Regions from separate parts of the Homo sapiens genome. Here all the other regions are linked to region 3. A link is a contact called in ENCODE Hi-C or POLR2A ChIA-PET data. All regions are on one chromosome and are shown on one strand. The core of a region is the stretch at or near the end of the contact, and the rest is flanking DNA. Distances in the headings are between cores, read along the strand shown. Region 1 overlaps R3HDM2 (R3H domain containing 2). Region 2 holds the start of R3HDM2 (R3H domain containing 2). Region 3 holds the start of PRIM1 (DNA primase subunit 1). Region 4 holds the start of ARHGEF25 (Rho guanine nucleotide exchange factor 25). Region 5 holds the start of CDK4 (cyclin dependent kinase 4). Region 6 holds the start of ARHGAP9 (Rho GTPase activating protein 9).

Region 1 (3,266 bases), core at 237-2,736, 530 kb after region 3:
TTTGAGATAGGGCAATACTGGGCCATTCTGGGGTCTTTGCACTCTAGTTTCTAGTTCATGGGGTATTAGTGTTTGGGACTTGCTTCTTACACCTAGGGAAGAAATATATCTAAGGCCAAGCTGGACTAATAAGCAGAGGGATGAGGGAGCCTGGGAGGTAACATGAGAATGTAAACTACAGCAGAAAAGACTGCAGACACATGGGCTTTCCAGCTACCAGAGAATACTTCAGGATAAAGTATGGGGCTCTCCTCAAAAAGAGCTCTATTCGTGTGAGAAGGGAGTAAGTGAAGATCTCAGCACAGCTCTGCTCGGAGTATTAAGGTGACTTTTTTTTTTTTTTTTTTTTTTGAGACAGGGTCTTACTCTGTCGCCCAGGCTAGAGAGCAGTGGCGCGATCTCGGCTCGCCGCAACCTCCGCCTCATGGGTTCAAGCGATTCTCCTGCCTCAGCCTCCCTAGTAGCTGGGATTACAGGCACCCGCCACCATACGTGGCTAATTTTTGTATTTTTAGTAGGGACCGGGTTTCACCATGTTGGGCAGGCTGGTCTTGAACTCCTGACCTCAGGTGATTCACCCGCCTCAGCCTCCCAAAGTGCTGGGATTACAGGCTTGAGCAACCATGCCTGGCCTTAAGGTGACTTTTAAACATAGTCACCTTAATGACAATGGCCAGGCATGGTGGCTCATGCCTGTAATCTCAGCACTTTAGGAGGCCAAGGAGGGAGGATCACTTGAGCCCACAAGTTTGAGACCAGCCTAGGCAACATAAGCAAGACCCTATCTCAAAATAATAATAATAACAATACATTTTTTAAAAATTAAAAGAAAGAAATAAAACAGAATACTGAAGTTCTGGTTTAGAACAGGACTGATTCTTAGGCTAATGACCTTCCTGGTCTCCACAGATGCAAAACTTCACTTAAACTCTAGTTGGTACCAACATTTACCAGTCCAGCAACAGAAGGAGAAGGATACAGCCCTTTTGAGTCATGGAAAACAAAGACACATTTGGAGTCTTTGTGTTTCGTGGCATATGTATGGAAGGGGTCTTGAGTGTTATTTCTTTTTTCCGCAAACCCCAACACATAAATAGGTGTTTATGGGTCCACATAGTTGGTCAGATGATGGTGGAAGTTATAATCTTTTCAAGTTCCAATATATAGATGTAATGGAAAAAAATGCCTTGTTAATTACACATGGACATAGAGGGAGATGGGGTACAGTAGAAATGTGGTATGAAATAAAAGATTCTACTGACAATGTTCAGGAAGCAGAGGAAGAAATATAAAGCAAAAAACCCCCAAGCTGACTCAGTAGTTATTTGGCAAAACCTTTGCTCAAGGTTCTTCTTTCCCTACAACTAACAAATGAGAAATGGGGGAGAGAGTGGCATGTCTCCAAAAACTGATCCTTCCTGCCACCCACAGCACAAGAGACATGACGGTACATCTAAAGTTTGCTTGAATCAGAGTGGAGAGGACTCTGACACTGAGTGGTGACTCACCTGTGAGATCATGTGATTATTCAAGGGTGGCTGTTGCTGAGGCGTGGGTGGGAGAGCAGGAAGTTGCTGCTGCTGCTGCTGCTGTTGCTGCTGGGCAGTACAAGGGAGAAGCCCCCGGACAGACTGGGATGAGGTGACCTGGTTGCACACTTCTGGGGCACCTAGTGCCATACCTAAGGCAAAGAAGAAACCCACAAAAAGTTGTAAGCATAAGCCACGAACACATTATCCCTGGAAGCTTAGTCAGAGGGCTCTACTTTTTCTTTGCCTTTCCTCTTTATTCCCTTTTGTCCCCTCCCCCACTGTCTTTTGAAGATTCACAGATGAGCACAGATGCATTTCAGCTGCCTTGCTGATGCCAGTCCTCCTCTTTGCAGGCTTCTGCTCCCTAGGGACAGGAACCACCTTGACTGTCAAGTTTGGTTATGAAATTGAACAAAATGTGAGGCTGCTGAAGCACCTCCCCTGAAGTGTCTGGAATCTGTCCATCAAACTTAGATAGCTGAAAATATAAATGCTTACTTCCTGGGAAGGCACAGATTTTTGGTCTCTTAAGAGATCCGTCCTTTTGCTAGAGAGAGAGAGATCTGTCTTCTCTTTGCTTTCTTCTCAATTTGCAACATCTCTTATAAAAGTTGCTGAGGGCCGGGCGCAGTGGCTCATGCCTGTAATCCCAGCACTTTGCGAGGCTGAGGCGGGTGGATCACCTGAGGTCAGGAGTTTGAGACCAGCCTGGCCAACCAACATAGTGAAACTCCGTCTCTACTGAAAATATAAAAATTATCCGAGCTTGAGGGTGGGCGCCTGTAATCCCAGCTACCTGGGAGGCTGAGACAGGAGAATCGCTTGAACCCAGGAGGCAGAGGTTGCAGTGAGCTGAGATCGCGCCATGACACTCCAGCCTGGGCGACAAGAGCGAGACTCGGTCTCAAAAAAAAAAAAAAAAAAAATGTTGCTGAGAAAACTTCAAGCATACACATAACCTTTATCCAACTCATTTCCCCATTTCTAGGCTCTCCAAGGCATGAACTCATTCAACACAACATACTTTACTATGTGCCAAGCACTGTATAATGAACTAAAGACATAAAGATGAGTGAAACACAGTCCTTGCCCTTAACAGCACAGGAACTTTTTTCTTTTTTTGAGACAGGGTCTCACTCTGTCGCCCAGGCTGGAATGCAGTGGCACGATCTTGGCTCACTGCAACCTCCACCTCCCAGGTTCAAGCGATTCTTCTGCCTCAGCCTCCCAAGTAGCTGGGATTACAGGCACCCACCACCACGCCCAACTAATTTTGATGTCTTTGGTAGAGATGGGGTTTTGCCTTGTTGGCCAGGCTGGTTTCGAACTCCTGGCCTCAAGTGATCTGCCTGCCTCTGCCTCCCAGAGTGCTAGAATTACAGGTGTGAGCCACCATGCCCAGCCAACAGCACAGGAACTTCTGATGGGAGATAGACATCCACATGACAATTATAATCTGATAAGGATAAGGAATACATCAGTGATATCGACAAAGTTGCATGAAAGCAAAGATGAGGAAGCAAAAACTCCTGGGAGGGTCAGGAAAGGATTTAAAGAGGGGTCAGCAGGAAAGCTGGGGTTGAAGAATGACAGATGCTTATAAGACCAAGAGGAAACAAAGCTAATGCCATATTCAAGAAATGGTTGGTTGGGTGTGGTGGCTCATGCCTGTAATCCCAGCACTTTGGGAGGCTTAGGTGGGTGGATCACCTGACATCAGGAGTTTGAGACCAG
Region 2 (2,961 bases), core at 279-2,778, 680 kb after region 3:
GAGTTCCAGACCAGCCTGGGCAGCAAGGTGAAACCCGTCTCTACAAAAATCAGCCAGGAGTGGTGGCTCATGCCTGTACTCCCAGCTACTTGGGGGACTGAGGTAGGAGGACGGCTTGAGGCCAGGAGGCAGAGGTTGCATTGAGCCGAAAAGGAACCACTACACTCCATTCTGGGTGACAGACTGAGACCCTGTCTCAAAAAACAAAATACAACCTTTTGTCTTGATACCCCAGCAACAAAAAGGGGGGCGGGGGTGGGGGGGGAATATTGGTGGAACAACAACAAAAAAAAGCATTAGGAAGAAGAGCCACAAATAATTCAACTGCAAATCTATCTAAAAATACAAGAAAATGCTAGGAATTTGTGATATTCCTGAAGTGAAACCTGTCACTTTCCTCCTTCCTTGAGTCTCCACGTGGCTTACGCATATCAGACAGGACTCAGGCTTCTCAATCTTAGTTATCTATTTGAACAACATTATGTACAAGGATATTCATCCAACTGGGATCTGAATTCAAACTTTTCCACTTTTCTTTCTTCCGTTTTAACGCAGTTCTGGGATTGTTATTCGGTCATTTCTCATCATTATCCAATGACAATTCACTCTAAGTCAGTATTCCTGGTAGTTCCGAGACTTAATGGCCACAAATGTTGAAAAATGTTAGCTCTACGGGAAAACGAATCGAAGCGTTTTCAGGGGCTCGAGTAGTTATGAGCTTAGTGTAGGCCCAAGTTTTAAGCTATAGAAACATCTCCCTGTATGTGCCAACTCAAATCCCCGTCCCTGTAAGAAACCTGGACACCAGCATGATTTTAAACACTTCTACACCTCTCCGTCCTATTTTTCCATGCTCCACGCTCGAAGGAAAACCGCCACCCAAGAAACACACGGAGCTAGCCACCCCGAAGCACTGGAAGGGCGCAATAGTTTTTAGGTCACCCCGCAAAGGCCACAGGTGGCGCCACCCCCCTGCCCCCGCACCGCCGCCCTCCGCCCCGCGCCCCCAGCTTCTCTCCAGCAGCGCACACTTGGAGCAGTCCTTCCCGCGGCCATCCGACCCTGACCCATCGTCCCCGGGACCGGCTGCCGGGCGCGAGGAACCCAGGCCGCGGGGCCTCCTCGCGCCCGCCCGTGCGGCCGCCACGCCCCCTCCCCACAGGCCGTCCGGGCCGCCCGCCCCCTCGGCCGGGAGGTGGCCTCACCTCGCACGGGCCTTGGCGGGGAGGGCGCCCACGTCTCCGCCCGCCGCCCGGGCCCACGGCCGCTCGGCTGCGGCTCGGCCCCGACGGCCGGCGGCGGCGCGCTTCTGGGGGCGGGCTTTTCTCGGCCGGGGCTTCCCCGGGGCCGAGGGCTGGGAAGCAGGGGGGACTGGGACGGGGGAGGGGAAAGGGGCTTGGGAAGGAGGGGGGAGAGGGGAAGAAAAGGGGGGAACCAAACCCGGAAAGGGAGAAAAGGGGGGAGGGGAAAATCAGAAGGGGAAGAAAAGCCCAGAGTCCGCCCCCCGCTGCGGCTGCGCGCTACGTCACTACGTCCGGCGTTGTCGTCACCTCGTCCTGCGTTCCGGCCGTCCCTGCTTCCTGGCTTCCCGCGTGCCCCTCAGCAGCCCTGCGGGGCCTACCGCCTGCCGCACGCACTCCCGCCGGCGCGCGCGCACTCGCACTCGCTCGCTCGCCCTCTCCTCCTTCCGCGTTACCTGTGTCAGGACACCAATCCGGAGTCACTGGGAGCCTCGGTCCTCCTTAAACCCTTCAAGTCTGTCAGATAGAATACCCTGGATTTCAATATAATACTAATAGTGATCATTCTAAAGTAATTTCCATTTACAGAGCACTTTCACTTAGGGCAGTAACTCCTGTACCAAAAGAACGTACACTCGGTATTTGTTGCATACGTGGATAACTATAGTTGAGCAGGTAAATGTCCATTTTACGTAAAGATGAAAAAAACCGACCTAGGAGGAACTCAGTCTGTCCTATTAAGATCACATTCTTACCATCATCCCCTCTCTAAGATACAGTTCTCAAAAATCGTCTTAAATGTCCAGCCTCCCCCGTTTTGTCCATTCTAGGCAGAATCAATTTAGTTATTGATTATGTGTGTGTGGATAATTTACTGACCAAACTCCCTCAAAGAAGCAATGTAGTCTTTTGTAGAATTCGACCATTAAATATTTACCTTGTGACAGAAACTGCGGTAGGCAAAAAAAGTCAAATAATTATAGTACAATTTAAGTGCTATAATAGAAAGGTTTAAATGTGCTATGGAAACACAAGGAACAGCAATTCGTTCTTAGCGGTAAAAGAGATTGAGTAAGTTACAGAGAAACTACAGGTGAAACTCCAGCTAATCTTGAGACTATAAATAGTTCACTAGAGAGGTAAGAATGGAGATTCCAGCAAAGTCATAGAGGCATGAAGTTCATCTTTCCTTCAAGGATGAGCAAGTTCCAGGTTGGTTGGCGTTTTTTGTTTGTTTGTTTGTTTGTTTTATTTATTTTGAGATGGGGTCTCGCTTTGTCACCCAGGCAACTAGATTGCAGTGGTGCAATGTCGGTTCACTACAACCTTCACCTCTCAGGTTCAAGTGATTCTCCTGCCTCAGCGTCCGGAGTAGCTGGGACTACAGGCACGCACCATCACACCCGGCTATTTTTTGTATTTTTAGTAGAGACGGGGTTTTGCCATGTTGGCCAGGCTAATCTCGAACTCCTGGCCTCAGGTGATCCACCCGCCTCGGCCTTCCAAAGTTCTGGGATTACAGGTGTGAGCCACCTTGCCCAGCCCTCTCTCCTGGTCATCACTGCCTCCTGCCCCCAAATTCTCTCAACCCTCTAGAGAACAACAACGGGGGAAGAAAAATACAACTGAACTGAACTGATCTAACCTGCCACTTTTCACCACGATTTAAACTTTTTGTCTTGGCCGGGCGCAGTGGCTCACACCTAGCACTTTGGGAGGC
Region 3 (2,939 bases), core at 217-2,716:
ATTTCATCAGTAATGCAGAACGTCAAAGAACAAAAAAGGATTAATCACTTGCCAAACAATTAAAAAGTGGCTTTTCATCTAGAATAAACTCTAAAAATTTAATCTCAAAACGCAAGAGGAATCAACCCATTCTTGGTTTACAAAATAAAACAACAAAATATATTAAAAAAAGATTTCTTACTCTGTGAGAATATACTGCGCCTATATCAATCTTGTATGGATTCATTTTCTGCATCTCCTTTTCCAGATCACTCTGGTTGTTGAAGGATTGGTAGCGAATGTAAATATCATCTTTCAATGTGAATGAAAATTCACGGTGTTGAAAGTAATTCTTTATCACTGCAAAATAAATGTACATTTTAAAGTTAATTTGCTACTTTATTTGGCTCAGGGCATTATAATTTTAGCCAATGAGAAGTTTTTTTTTTCGGTGAGGGAATCTTGCTTGCTTCCTGCTCTGTCGCCCAGACTGGAGTGCAGTGGCTCGATAAAGGCTCACTGCAACCTCCGCCTCCCGGGTTCAAGGGATCCTACCACCTCAGCCTCCCGAGGCTGTAGCTGGGACTACAGGCATGCGACCCACCATGCCCAGATAATTTTTGTATTTTTTGTAGAAACGGGGTTTCACCATGTTGGCCAGGCTGGTCTCGAATTCCTGACCTCAGGTAATCCGTCCTCCTCGGCTTTCCAAAGTGCTGGGATTATAGGCGTAAGCCACGGCACTCGGCCCGAGAAGATGTTTTTAATGAGCCCCCTATGCTCAACACCGTGGTAGATGTAAAAGAAAAACAAAACAAAATCCACATGACCTAGTCCCTAATTTGAAAGCAGTTACCATTCCGTATTTGCTAGGGAACGGTACAAAAGATGAAACAGATGCATAAATATTTTAAATATGTAATGCCACCCCTCTCTCCTCGATTCGCACTAATAAATTCAGCTGCAAGGAAGAAAGTATTTCTCTTCCTCTGAGAGAGGCTCTTCCGCTCCTGATGCAAACCATGCCTCAGCAGCTTCACGCTACGCCCCAGTAACCCCCTGGGCACCGCTGCAGGTAAACGGGGCACCTAATGTGAGCCTGACCACGCAGAGGTAGGAGCGGCGGCTCTGTTTTTTTTTTTTTTTTTTTTTTTTTTACAGCGTGGCCGCAGGCTGGCTTATTATATCCTCTCTCGGCCCATTTACACCTATGAAGTGGTGGGGCGGGCTCGAGAGAGCAAATGAAGGCGCGCGGCACAAAGCCTGGTGCACAGAAGGCGCTTCATATTGTCATTCTAAGGACACCCCGCCTCCAACCTCCTCACACTCCGCTCCCGAACCCATTCCTCGCCTCCATCACCTCCACCGTAGTTGAGCCAGCGATAGTACTGAGAGTAGGGAAAGAGCCTCCGGTAATAAAGTTTAAGCAGCTCGGGCAGCTCGGTGGGGTCAAACGTCTCCATTGAGCGCGGAACTCGCCACGGTAAGGATTACCACAGGAATTGGCGGGAACAGCACGGCCGGCGGCCCCGCGACTGCGCAGGCGCTTATGGCCGAGGTCGGCTGTCTGACCCGGCGGCCCGCAGTCCGCCGGGGCCGCCGGGAATTGTAGTTCCCACTTGGTGCGCGCGGGGGCTGCGGGAGACGCAGCAGTTTGCGATCTGCCCACGCGTTCGGGCACTAGGGCCACCGCTCTTGTGGGCAGAAGGCCGCGTCCATTCCAGGAAGAGGATCTTCTCCGGAAATGTGAGACCTATAGCATATTGATTTAGGTTATTAAGATGAAGTAAAAAGGATGCTCCACGTGAACTTTTTGGATGTTTTAGAAATAACACCAGTATCTTTTTTTTTTTTTTTTTGAGACAGAGTCTCGCTCTGTTGCCCAGGCTGGAGTGCAGTGGCGCGATCTCGGCTCACTGCAAGCTCCGCCTCCCGGGTTCACGCCATTCTCCTGCCTCAGCCTCCCTAGTAGCTGGGACTACAGGCGCCAGCCACCACGCCCGGCTAATTTTTTTTTATTTTTTTATTTTTTTATTTTTAGTAGAGACGGGGTTTCATCGTGTTAGCCAGGATGGTCTCGATCTCCCGACCTCGTGATCCGCCCGCCTCAGCCTCCCAAAGTGCTGGGATTACAGGTGTGAGCCACCACGCCTGGCCGACACCAGTATCTTTTAAAAACGTTTGTAGGCAGGTGCGGTGGCTCATGCTTGTAACGTCAGCACTTTGGGAGGCCAAGGCAGGAGGATCGCTTGAGGCCAGGAGTTCGAGACCGGTTGGGGCAACATTGTGAGATCTCTGTCTACACACACGCACCCACACACAACTAGCCAGATGTAGTTGCGTGCGCCTGTAGTCCCAGCTACCCTAGAGGCTGAAGGGTTGGGGGCGGGGAGTGGGGGGAGGGGGCAATCAATCTCTCGAGCTTGGGAGGTCCAGGCTGTTGTGAGCCATGATAGTGCCACTGCACTCCAGTCTGGGCAACAGAGAAAGACCGTGTCTAAAAAAAAAAAAGTTTTGGAAATTAGTTCTTCATGGAATTTCATGAATTACTAGATCCAATATGTGGAAATAAATAACCAAATGAGAAAAGCATAGGCTATTTATTCAGAGCTTACTATAGCAAGGGAGTCAGCCATCATCACTTGCATTTGACAGGACTCAAAGGCAGGCAGAGGAGTAGGAAAGCTTTATAAAAAAGGGAAGCCGTCAAGGTATTCTTTGATTGGAGGCTGTTGGCATGGAGAAGCTGTACCTGGGCTAACTAGTAGTAGGATGCGGTATGTGATTGGTTTAGGGGTGGGTGTTTGGCTTTCTTTGGTTGGACCTATGTTGGAAGCTGTTAAGGAAGCTGTAGGATACTAGTTAAGGCATTTGGGCCCATTGCTACAGGGGTTGTTGTTTGGCCTCCAGGATCATCATTAGAGATAGCAGTTTGACTTTATACAAGTCTGACTTGTAGC
Region 4 (2,894 bases), core at 389-2,888, 860 kb after region 3:
ACTCTTTATGCCACACCCGTTCTTTTCCAGGGACTGGGTGGGGGTGGGGTGGGGAGAGGGACCTGCTGGAAAGGGGAGAGGGGATGATGGGGTGATCCCTGCGTGCACTCCCAGTCCCTCTGCCTCCTGAGGACCTGGGGAAACGGGATGCACCAGCGGGCTCTGTAGTAACACTGAGAAACCCTGGGTCACTTCGATGTTGGAATTAGTATTAAGAGGGTGTTTTTTTGTTGTTCAACTATGGTTGTAGAGAAAACAACCCTAGCCACTCTGCGAAGTTTGGCTGGGGTGGGAGTGGGGGCGGAGCCGGGCAGGGGGCGGATTCCGCAGCAGCAACTCCCCGGACGCGCGCAGGCCTCAAAGCCCCCCAGCTTCAGTGCCCCCTCGACCCTGAAACTTGGAGCAGGGTGGGGGTTCAGTATGAAGCCCCCGGACCGCCCCGCCCCTGGCCGCACTGACCGGATACTGGGGGTCATGGGGGGCATGCTGCGCGCATGCGCCCTCCCTGGGCAGGAGGGGGTAAGAATGGGGGCTCGCGGTGGGGTCGGGGGTCTTTCGGGGCCTTCAGGAGGGCTGCACCCACAACTCAACTTATCCGAAAACGAGTTCTGCGGGGCAGTCGCAGGAATACATGAATTCTATTACGAGGGCCATAGCCCCGTTCTGGGCGAGCCTTTTATAACAATGTGGGTTTTGACAGGTAGGAGAAGGGGAAGGGGGAGGTCAGGGCTGCCTAGGAGGGCAGGTTCCTTACAGTGGTTCTGTCCCCGCAGCCCCCAAGGAGAAGCCCTCTAGGGTTGGTGGGTACCGAGCCAGAGTCTGAACGTACGGAGGGAGATCACAGAAGGGATCGCGAACATGAGGTCCTCGCCGGGGCTCTGCAGCCCGGTAAGAAGCTGGGGGTGGGGTGGGGCACAGTTTGCTATCCTGCGCCAAGTGGCGAATTCAAAAATATTCTATTCTTATTAGCATAAAGTTCGCATCTAATTTGCATGAGACCCATTTAATCGCAGAGACCTCCACTCTTCTTGCCTTCGAGTCCAATGTGTGTCCCCCATCCCAGTCGATCCCGAGCCCTCGCAGGCAGAGTGTCCCCGCGCCCCACCCCTGGCCCCTCGCCAGCCCGGGCTCCAGGACTTCGCCTTAATTGGCGATTAGTCTTAGCTGGAGTCCCGGGGCCTGGAGGAAAGAAGGGTCCTGAGAGAGGGCGGCATCTGGGTTGTGTTCACCCACAAAAGACTCCCCATACACGCACCCCGTACCAGGGGGCCTCTGTCCACTCGGCCGGGGACAGCCCCAAACCCAGAACATCTTCGCACAGGCCAAGGCCCCATCCACTGAGTCCTCCTTCATCGCAGAGGCCAAGGGGAGACCTGGGCAGACCCTGCAGACAGGCTGAACCCCGACCCCAGCGCTCCGCAGAGCCCGGGATGCGAGAGGGAGGGGGACCCCGGGGCAGGGGAGCACGGGCTGGGGAGGGGAAAAAGCGCTGGGGACGTGGAGTGGGAACGTGGTGGTGTCTGGGGGAGGGGCGATCGGGGCGGGAACCCGGCGCAGGCAGGAGGGGGAACGCGATGGAGAGGGCGGAGCTGGGCCGCAGAGGCCCCGCCTCGTGGCGGCCCCGCGGCCAGGCCTGTTATTCAGCTCTCCGCTCCGCTGGGACCCGCACAGCGCCAGTGGCTCGGGGGTCGGCCCTCGCCTCCTCCCCGGCCCGGGCCTAGAGCCACCCCTAACCAGAGGCCGGAGACAGCTGGAGCGGCTGCCGCATCCCGGCCCAGCCTCCCCTACCATCCCTCCCCCTTCCACTGGACATCTGGACCCTAGGCCCCCGCACCGACAGGGTTCCGGAAACCCTCCCCGCCCAGCCCGGCGGCCGGGCCCCGCGCCTCTCTCTCTCTAGAGCCCCCAGCCCTCCTCAAGACTAGACTTCCGCCTACCCCTGGACACCTCCTCCCGGTCCCCTCCCTCCCCCCCTCCCACAGCCTGGACCGGGGTAGGAGGGAGGGGGGGTGTGCGCCCGGCGCCGTCCCCGCCCCGCCCCCCGTGATTCCCCCTGCATGGCCGGCCCGGGTGGGGGGCGCGGGGGGGCCCGGGCGCCATGCGGGGGGGGCACAAAGGGGGTCGCTGTGCCTGTCCCCGTGTGATCCGAAAAGTGCTGGCAAAATGCGGCTGCTGCTTCGCCCGGGGGGGACGTGGTGAGTGCCAGGTCGAGAGGGTCCAGTGTTGAGTGGGGGGCGGGCTGGGGGTTCAGGGCATCTGTTTGCCCTGGCCCTTGGGATTTAGGGTTGGAGACTGTATGTGTTTTCCAGGAAAGTGGTTTCTTAAGTGATCCCTAAGGTCCCTTCTGCCTCCAAATTTCTGTTAGTTCAAGTTAAGGAAATAGGGGAAGGGGCAGGGAACTCATCTCTTTCCCTTTGTCAAATGGGTTTGAGAAAAACCCACCCACAATCCCCTTAGGCCTAGAACCGATTATTTTCCTCAAACCTTTTGCTAAGAATCTACTTCTGAAGAGGGACAGGAGAATGGAGGAATGAGAATGAGGTGGTTCTACAAGGGGCTTTATAAGGAATCACAGCTCTCTGTCGCTGAGCACAGGCCAACGATAACCCTGATGGACCCTCCTCACTGGCCTCCTCTATTGGGTCTACGCATGTGTTGGGGAGGTGGGCTGCAGAAGTCTTTTCTTTTTATAGTGATTACTGCAATTGGTGGAGGAGGGGACTGGGAGTGGCAGATGGACCCAGCTCATCCTCCCCTCTTCCCAGAGAATGGTCTGTACCCATTGAAAGAGGGAGGGTTGTAGGAGAGCAGATGGCCACCCCCAGCTTCCAATGTCTGCCCAGATGGCTGCCCCCACCCCCATATCTATGCTATGCTCAGGATATGGGGAACCT
Region 5 (3,313 bases), core at 1-2,500, 1.0 Mb after region 3:
CTAGGCCTCTTAGAAACTGGCGCATCAGATCCTAGTTTCAAAGGGGAGGTACAGATGCACTGGAAACTAGGCACCATACCTGAAATCCCAGAAGGTTCTACTACAAAGGTCCCAATCCACCTCTCAATGCCTACCAACCCCACTCACCTTGATCGTTTCGGCTGGCAAGCCTGGTGGGGGTGCCTTGTCCAGATATGTCCTTAGGTCCTGGTCTACATGCTCAAACACCAGGGTTACCTTGATCTCCCGGTCAGTTCGGGATGTGGCACAGACGTCCATCAGCCTGACCAGAGTAAATGCTCACTTTTCAATCCCCTTTAACCCAACATGGCCTCTCATTATTTCCTCAGGGTCCCCACTTCTCTACAGATCATCACACCCCACCTATAGGCTGTCTTTTCCCTTTACTCCCCACGCCCAACCCTCCACCACCTTCTCACCGGACAACATTGGGATGCTCAAAAGCCTCCAGTCGCCTCAGTAAAGCCACCTCACGAACTGTGCTGATGGGAAGGCCTCCTCCACCTCCTCCTCCATTGGGGACTCTCACACTCTTGAGGGCCACAAAGTGGCCACTGTGGGGATCACGGGCCTTGTACACTGTCCCATAGGCACCGACACCAATTTCAGCCACTGGCTCATATCGAGAGGTAGCCATTCTCAGATCAAGGGAGACCCTACAATCACAGACTCCTATCACCAAAAGTCGCTTACAGAGTTAGGATGGTATGAGCCTGCAGCAACAAAGGGACTCCCAAAAAAAAAGCGCAAAGAACACCACCAGCATCCCATCCCCCGCTCCCAGTCTTCCTTGGGGCCGGCCCCAGAGATAACACAATGACTCAATACCAACCCCTCCAGCCACGTGAGGCCCTGCAATAGAAAACGCTTTTTCCTTTGGGACAATCGCGCCCCGCACAAAGATCACACATGACACATGCCTTGCATCGAAGATCCTACACCTCAGTCCCTAAAATTATACTTTCCCATGACCACAAAGGCCCCACTTCCCGCCCTTGAGCGACCCTTCCATAACCAGCTCGCGAAACGAACGCGTGGAAAGCTGTGAGGGGGGCGGGCACTGGTTCTCATTCCTGGGAAGGGACTGCACTTACCTCACGCCAGCCCGGGGTGCTGTGGGGGCGGCCCGTTATCGGGGCCCCGGAGCCGGTTCCTACGGCCCCATACACCCGAGCTCGGTCCGGAGCAGCTGGACGCAGAGGGCCCGACCATAGACACAGGCCGCAAGCTAGAGAGGCCCCCTCACCCCCACCCTCACCATGTGACCAGCTGCCAAAGAGGCGCGCGGAAACTGGGAGGGCGGGGCGAACGCCGGACGTTCTGGGCACGTGACCGCCACCCATGCGCTGAGGGGCGGACAGGAGGTGCTTCGACTGGGAGGAGGGCGAAGAGTGTAAGGGGGCGGAGGGGCGATGGCAGCCACGTGATCTGTTGCTATCACACGTGACCGCTTGACATTGCTCTGAGGAGCAGAGGTGTGGCTACGCGGCGGGCACGTGACTGGCTGCCACAACCCCCGCTGCAGGGGGGGAGCGGTGAGGGGGACAAGAGAGGGTGGAGCCCGAGGCGGTGCCATGGCAACCTAGGCCACCCAGAGCCCAACTCCCGGCTGAAGGATTGTCTCACTACCGGTCTGAAGGCTGAACTCCAGTCTCACTACCGGTCTTTCAGCCTGTCTGCATTGGGGAGGGGGTGGGAGTTGGGGTACCAGAGGTGATGCTGTCACCTTTTCGCTCCACCATGAGAAAACATACTCTCATTTGTGTCATTGTTTCATTCATTAATTCTACAACATTTTACTGAGTGCTTGCTTCCAGTGTGTATGTGGGTTTTTATTTTGTTTTTGGTGTCTGTCACTGGCCCTTTAAAGTAGTGGTACGACTATCTATAAAGATGTAGCCAACAATGGGGTCTTCTACAATAGGGAGTAAACAATGCCCATTTGAGGGCAAAACTACGATTAAAGGATGACGGAAGGCAGATTAATACAGTAATCCAACAGGCTCAGTGACAAGGTAATCCTCTCACTTTTCCAACTTCCAAACCTCCCTGGGAGTGTTAATGCAAAGACCTGAGGCCATCTGGCAGAGAAGTTATTGATGAGCAGGAGACAGGAATACTTGACCTTTTAAGTTTTTTTTTTTTTTCCAGTAGGAAGGTTCTATGATTATGTGATATTTGTATGTGTGCATATATGCTTCTATGTATATATGTATGTATATGATATTATTTATCACATCATATATAAGACGGATACAGGATTGCACATGTGCAAGAAAGTTACCACCACACCCCCTGCACCCTCCAGACCACCACAATGAATGAAAATGACATGCCCCCTTCTGCAAACCTTGTGACTACTCATTTGGAGTTATTGTGCTTCCCTCTTTTTCCCTAGTGCCGCTTTCTTAGCACTTAGCACTGTCCAGAACACACTTGTTCCCAAATGGCCTCTGCCCAGACACCTAGGTAGACACAAGTAGATTTCTCCTACTTTGTTTTATTGGCTCCAAGGTCTTTATCTCCCAGCCCTTTGGGGGTATGGGAGTAAAGGAGGAAAGCGGTTAGTGTCTCATTTGTGAGAATTTGTCTAAAATCTAAAGCCATTTTATTACCCTATTTGCCACTCCTTCCACTCTAACTTCTGTTTTCCTTAACCATCTGGCTGAGAATATAAGAGTTCAAACTAGAAGATGAATATAAACCATGACTTAGAGCAAAATAGAATACATATTAATACAGATGCCTCCTCTTTCCATCCTGATACTTGTAGCCCTGGGCCCCTCCTGGCAAGGGCAGCTGGAACACTAGTAAGAAAAACCTCAAGGACTGAACTGACTAAGGGGCTCAAGAGGTGAATGTTTTATTGGCTACCTTGCTAGGGGTGGGTGCTTTGTAAGCCTTCTGGAAGGCTAAGATAATTGTCTGTGAGTTTTTCAAACTCCCTTCCCACACCAGCATTCCCCACTTCAGCCTCACCTTCCACATAAGACCTTCACAGCTTACTGTCTTTGCAACAGAAGACGTCCTCTCTGTCTGCTTGGGTCCCAGCCCCTTTTTCTGATTCATTCATTAGTCCATCCAAAACATTTGAATACTTCATGGGAACATTACTGTCTCTCCATCACTTTCTATTGAGGAACCTTAATTTGGCAGTCTGTCCCAGGCTCTGTCCCCTCCCTTCTTCTGTTAATTACTCTTTCACTAATTAAATTTTTTCCCAGTATGTTTGACCCAATGAGCTCCCCTGGAATCCCTTTTCCCTCAGCTTTGCAAAGGGGAGGAGAGGGAG
Region 6 (3,069 bases), core at 387-2,886, 730 kb after region 3:
CTGTGCCCTGTCCCCTCAGGGCCTTTGGTACCTACTGTCCCTTCTCACCTCCTACCCAGTTTGCCTCTCGGCTGCCTCTTTCTCCTCCTTGCTCAGAGTCAACTGAATGCCGTGACCTCACAGATGTCTCCCCGCACCACCTCAGCCACTCTCCACCACATTAACTTGCCTTTAGACTTATCAGTAGTACCAAGCGTTATCTTATTTATTTGTTTTTGTGTTTGTCATCCCCAGGGGAGTCCCCTGAAGACAGAGGTGCTGTCTGTCCTGTGCCTAGAACAGGGCCCAGCTCAGAAGAGCTGTGACTCACTGTGCTGGCACTGGCTTCTGACGGCAAGTCTTCCTGGGAGAGGGATCTTCCGCTTGGTCCTTCCTGGAAAGGCTTCAGAAGGCTGGGGCTCAGATTGTCAGTGCTGACGCTCCTACACATTTTGCGGGGAAGTGGAGGAGGCTGCTCCGAGCTAGCCTGAGCCCTGCTTGGGAGGGCCTGAGACAACTCCTCCAGGGAACCATGAAACAACTTCGGCCCTGGAAACAGAAAAGGGGAGGGTGGGTGGCAGGTGATCAGAGGTGTTGTTGTAACTGGGTCCCTCATCTTGGGAACTCACAGGGAAGACAAGAAGGGCAGAGGGAGGATGTGGAAAATGGCATGAGACCTAGAAGCCTTAGGACTAGGAGGACAGGCAGTGGGATGAGGATGCCATGGCGGGGGCAAGAGGTAGGCTGATCAAAGAAAAACAAGAGAAGATGGTTAGCAGAAGCTTGAGGGAGGGGGACCTCCCCAAAATTCCCAGAAGCCAGGGAGGTAGGAAGGTGATGGGAGGTAGGAAGGTGAAGGGAGAGGGCTTAGCGCTTACTCACCAGGAGTCCAGAGCAATTGGCCGGGGATGACGGTAGTTGGACTCTGGGAAGGGATGGATTCCTCTATCATATAGGCTGCTGGGACGAAGATGGGTCGAGAGGTGGAGGGAGCTTCTAGGCGTCTTGCCAACCACCAGTCGGAGTTGGTCTTTCGAAGCAGTAGGAACCTATCCCCTTCAGCCAGAGACACCTGCTGGCCATCTGCCCCAGTATAAGTAAAGGCATAGAGGGCACAGAGCTGGGATCCCCGAGGAGGGCTTCGGGGGCCCAGCCCTAGGATCCCCCAGGAACTTGGCCACCACCGGCTGGATAGCATTGTAGCCAGCACTGTCACCTGTGAGAAAAAGGGACACTGGAGACCCAGAAGGGAATAGGCCTGGCTGTCTCCAGGTAGACAGACATGGTTCTAGGAGCAGTGTTGCAGGGAGGTGAGGACGGGAGCCCTTGAGTTGGGGGAGAGGGTAGAGCAAACAGCCTGGTGAGGATCGGTGACAGGTTTTGGGGGCTGAGAACTCCTGGTGGTGTCTGGTGAGGAAGTATGTAAGTAACATGAGAGAGGATGTGGTCAGCAGGGCTGCATGGCCAGCAAGGCAGGAAATTAGAGGAGATGACCTAGGCCAGTAGTTTTCCTCCAAGTACCTTGTGGGGCCCATCAGAAGATTCAGGAGCAGGAGTTGGTCCTGGGTAGTGGTGGGAGTCTTGAGGTGGACACAGGAAGGAGATAAGAAGAAAGAATCAGGTTCAAGACAGAAACAGGGAGACACAAGGTTAATGACAAAGACAAAAATGTGTGTTATTCTTTATTAAATTTATGCAAGCATCAATGTTTCCGTTACCAGTCACCTCAGACCATAGCTGCGTGCTTCCTGTGCAGACTCAGAGAGACATGGTGACAGAGAAACAGAAAGCCAAATAAATACCAAGACCAAATCAGAGAGAAAGACAAAGTGGGAGAAACACAGAGGGATTCAGAGTTGAAATATCACCACCCTCCCAATCCAGGACACGATTTTGGGAGCTGAGAAGCCTTGATACTGTCCTGTACACACAAGCCTCTTGAGGCAGGAGCTACTTTAGTGTGTGGGTTCATTCATGCTTTTTTTTTTTTGAGACGAAGTCTCGTTCTTGTCCCCCAGGCTGGAGTGTGATGGCGAGATCTCGGGTCACTGCAACTTCCGCCCCCCGGGTTCAAGTGATTCTCCTGTCTCAGTCCCCCGAGTAGCTGGGATTACAGGTGCCTGTCACCACACCTGGCTAGTTTTTTTATTTTTAGTAGAGACAGGGTTTCACCATGTTGGCCAGGCTGGTCTAGAACTCCTGACCTCAGGTGATTCACCCGCCTCAGCCTCCCAAAGTGCTGGGATTACAGGTGTGAGCCACTGCGCCCGGCCTCATTTATGCTTTTATCAAGGATTGATTGAGTGCCTCCTGCGTGCAAGGAGCAGTGTCAGGCACTGGAGATGAGAGAAGGGAATGAGCCCTTTTGGAGCTTAAGGAGAGACAGACCTTAACTAATGACACAATAAACTTAATAATTACAATTGAATCAGGAACAATGGACAAGTAATGCAAGACGCTATGACAGGTAGATAGGGGACTGATGCCAGCTTCTCCTTGGTGGAAGGTGGGAAGTGACCTTCCCTGGATTACCAGCACTTTAAAACCCACACTTCTGCTTCTGCCTTACCTGGCCACTCCTCTTTTCCTCTTCTCTCAGCTTCTCCACTGCACAATGTGAGGCTTTCTGTTTGGGTTTGGAGAGGTGGGTTAAGGAGCGAATGACCCTCCCCACTGGTGATATCAGAGAGCCAGCTCTCTTCCCCTGAGGGCTGGGTGGCTAGTACTGGGCTTCTGCCTCAGTGATCTTCCTAGTTTACTTCACTTCAACACATGGAGAATCCTACCCCTCAACTCTTCCTTCCCACTTCCAAAATAGTGACTAATTTCACCCATTTATTCACTTATTTATTCATTTGGTGTTCAGTGCTTGAATCCACCCTTTTTTTGCCTTCTCTGAAACTCTCTCTCCTATACTTTAGCTTGTTTTTGTTAGCTTCGTCGCATTCACTTTTAAACATATCCAAGTCTCTCCCATCTTTAGACAAACCTCCCCTTACTGGGCTTTCCAGGTACCACCATATATATGTCTCTCTCTCTTTCTTCTTCTCTTTTTTTTTTGAGACAGAGTCTTGCACTGTTGCCTGGGCT

The links. Hi-C counts contacts between places; a loop is a spot of excess contacts on that map. ChIA-PET counts read pairs that join two places held with the same protein, here RNA polymerase II (POLR2A). Pooled maps may share reads with other maps.
Region 1: a loop to region 3 is called in a pooled map, with 9 times the contacts of the local background. The contact joins the enhancer-like site here to the promoter of PRIM1 in region 3. A Hi-C loop is called at or near these places in 5 of 50 pooled maps. POLR2A ChIA-PET finds 5 or more read pairs at or near these places in 2 of 52 experiments (T-cell and activated naive CD4-positive, alpha-beta T cell).
Region 2: a pooled map shows a loop between it and region 3 (10-fold over the local background). The contact joins the promoter of R3HDM2 here to the promoter of PRIM1 in region 3. A Hi-C loop is called at or near these places in 7 of 50 pooled maps. POLR2A ChIA-PET finds 5 or more read pairs at or near these places in 2 of 52 experiments (HepG2 and activated CD4-positive, alpha-beta T cell).
Region 4: POLR2A ChIA-PET joins it to region 3 with 10 read pairs in CD8-positive, alpha-beta memory T cell. The contact joins the promoter of ARHGEF25 here to the promoter of PRIM1 in region 3. POLR2A ChIA-PET finds 5 or more read pairs at or near these places in 2 of 52 experiments (CD8-positive, alpha-beta memory T cell and activated B cell).
Region 5: a loop to region 3 is called in a map of naive thymus-derived CD4-positive, alpha-beta T cell, with 6 times the contacts of the local background. The contact joins the promoter of CDK4 here to the promoter of PRIM1 in region 3. A Hi-C loop is called at or near these places in 1 of 168 maps with a recorded cell type or tissue (naive thymus-derived CD4-positive, alpha-beta T cell), 2 of 37 single-sample maps with no recorded cell type and 8 of 50 pooled maps. POLR2A ChIA-PET finds 5 or more read pairs at or near these places in 1 of 52 experiments (CD8-positive, alpha-beta memory T cell).
Region 6: a loop to region 3 is called in a pooled map, with 6 times the contacts of the local background. The contact joins the promoter of ARHGAP9 here to the promoter of PRIM1 in region 3. A Hi-C loop is called at or near these places in 1 of 168 maps with a recorded cell type or tissue (B cell), 2 of 37 single-sample maps with no recorded cell type and 7 of 50 pooled maps. POLR2A ChIA-PET finds 5 or more read pairs at or near these places in 1 of 52 experiments (T-cell).

The regions. Positions count from the first base shown.
Region 1 is chr12:57,278,850-57,282,115 of GRCh38, forward strand. It overlaps R3HDM2 (R3H domain containing 2), which reads right to left. Exons shown (of 24, transcript NM_001394031.1): 14 at 1,509-1,681. Among named protein-coding and RNA genes, the nearest start is that of STAC3, 29 kb to the left of the region's middle. RefSeq lists an enhancer at 931-2,130. Within about 2 kb of position 1,487, at least 19 of the 41 ENCODE cell types and tissues checked have a DNase peak (open chromatin) inside an H3K27ac peak, as active enhancers do.
Region 2 is chr12:57,429,515-57,432,475 of GRCh38, forward strand. It overlaps R3HDM2 (R3H domain containing 2), which reads right to left and starts at 1,529. Exons shown (of 24, transcript NM_001394031.1): 1 at 1,206-1,529. It overlaps R3HDM2-DT (R3HDM2 divergent transcript), which reads left to right and starts at 1,602. Exons shown (of 2, transcript NR_185976.1): 1 at 1,602-1,916. RefSeq lists an enhancer at 671-780 and a silencer at 961-1,430.
Region 3 is chr12:56,750,857-56,753,795 of GRCh38, forward strand. PRIM1 (DNA primase subunit 1) reads right to left here and starts at 1,467. Exons shown (of 13, transcript NM_000946.3): 1 at 1,340-1,467; 2 at 182-339. The coding sequence starts at 1,442. RefSeq lists a silencer at 1,109-1,403.
Region 4 is chr12:57,609,797-57,612,690 of GRCh38, forward strand. It overlaps ARHGEF25 (Rho guanine nucleotide exchange factor 25), which reads left to right and starts at 1,639. Exons shown (of 15, transcript NM_182947.4): 1 at 1,639-2,195. The coding sequence starts at 2,099. DTX3 (deltex E3 ubiquitin ligase 3) reads left to right here. Exons shown (of 7, transcript NM_178502.4): 7 at 1-6. RefSeq lists a silencer at 1,532-2,051.
Region 5 is chr12:57,751,060-57,754,372 of GRCh38, forward strand. It overlaps CDK4 (cyclin dependent kinase 4), which reads right to left and starts at 1,251. Exons shown (of 8, transcript NM_000075.4): 1 at 1,116-1,251; 2 at 441-677; 3 at 148-283; 4 at 1-31. The coding sequence starts at 658. RefSeq lists silencers at 401-540, 1,271-1,350, 1,581-1,700 and an enhancer at 877-1,610.
Region 6 is chr12:57,478,230-57,481,298 of GRCh38, forward strand. It overlaps ARHGAP9 (Rho GTPase activating protein 9), which reads right to left and starts at 1,637. Exons shown (of 18, transcript NM_032496.4): 1 at 1,501-1,637; 2 at 862-1,195; 3 at 311-528. The coding sequence starts at 1,177. RefSeq lists enhancers at 171-220, 1,741-1,790, 1,961-2,050.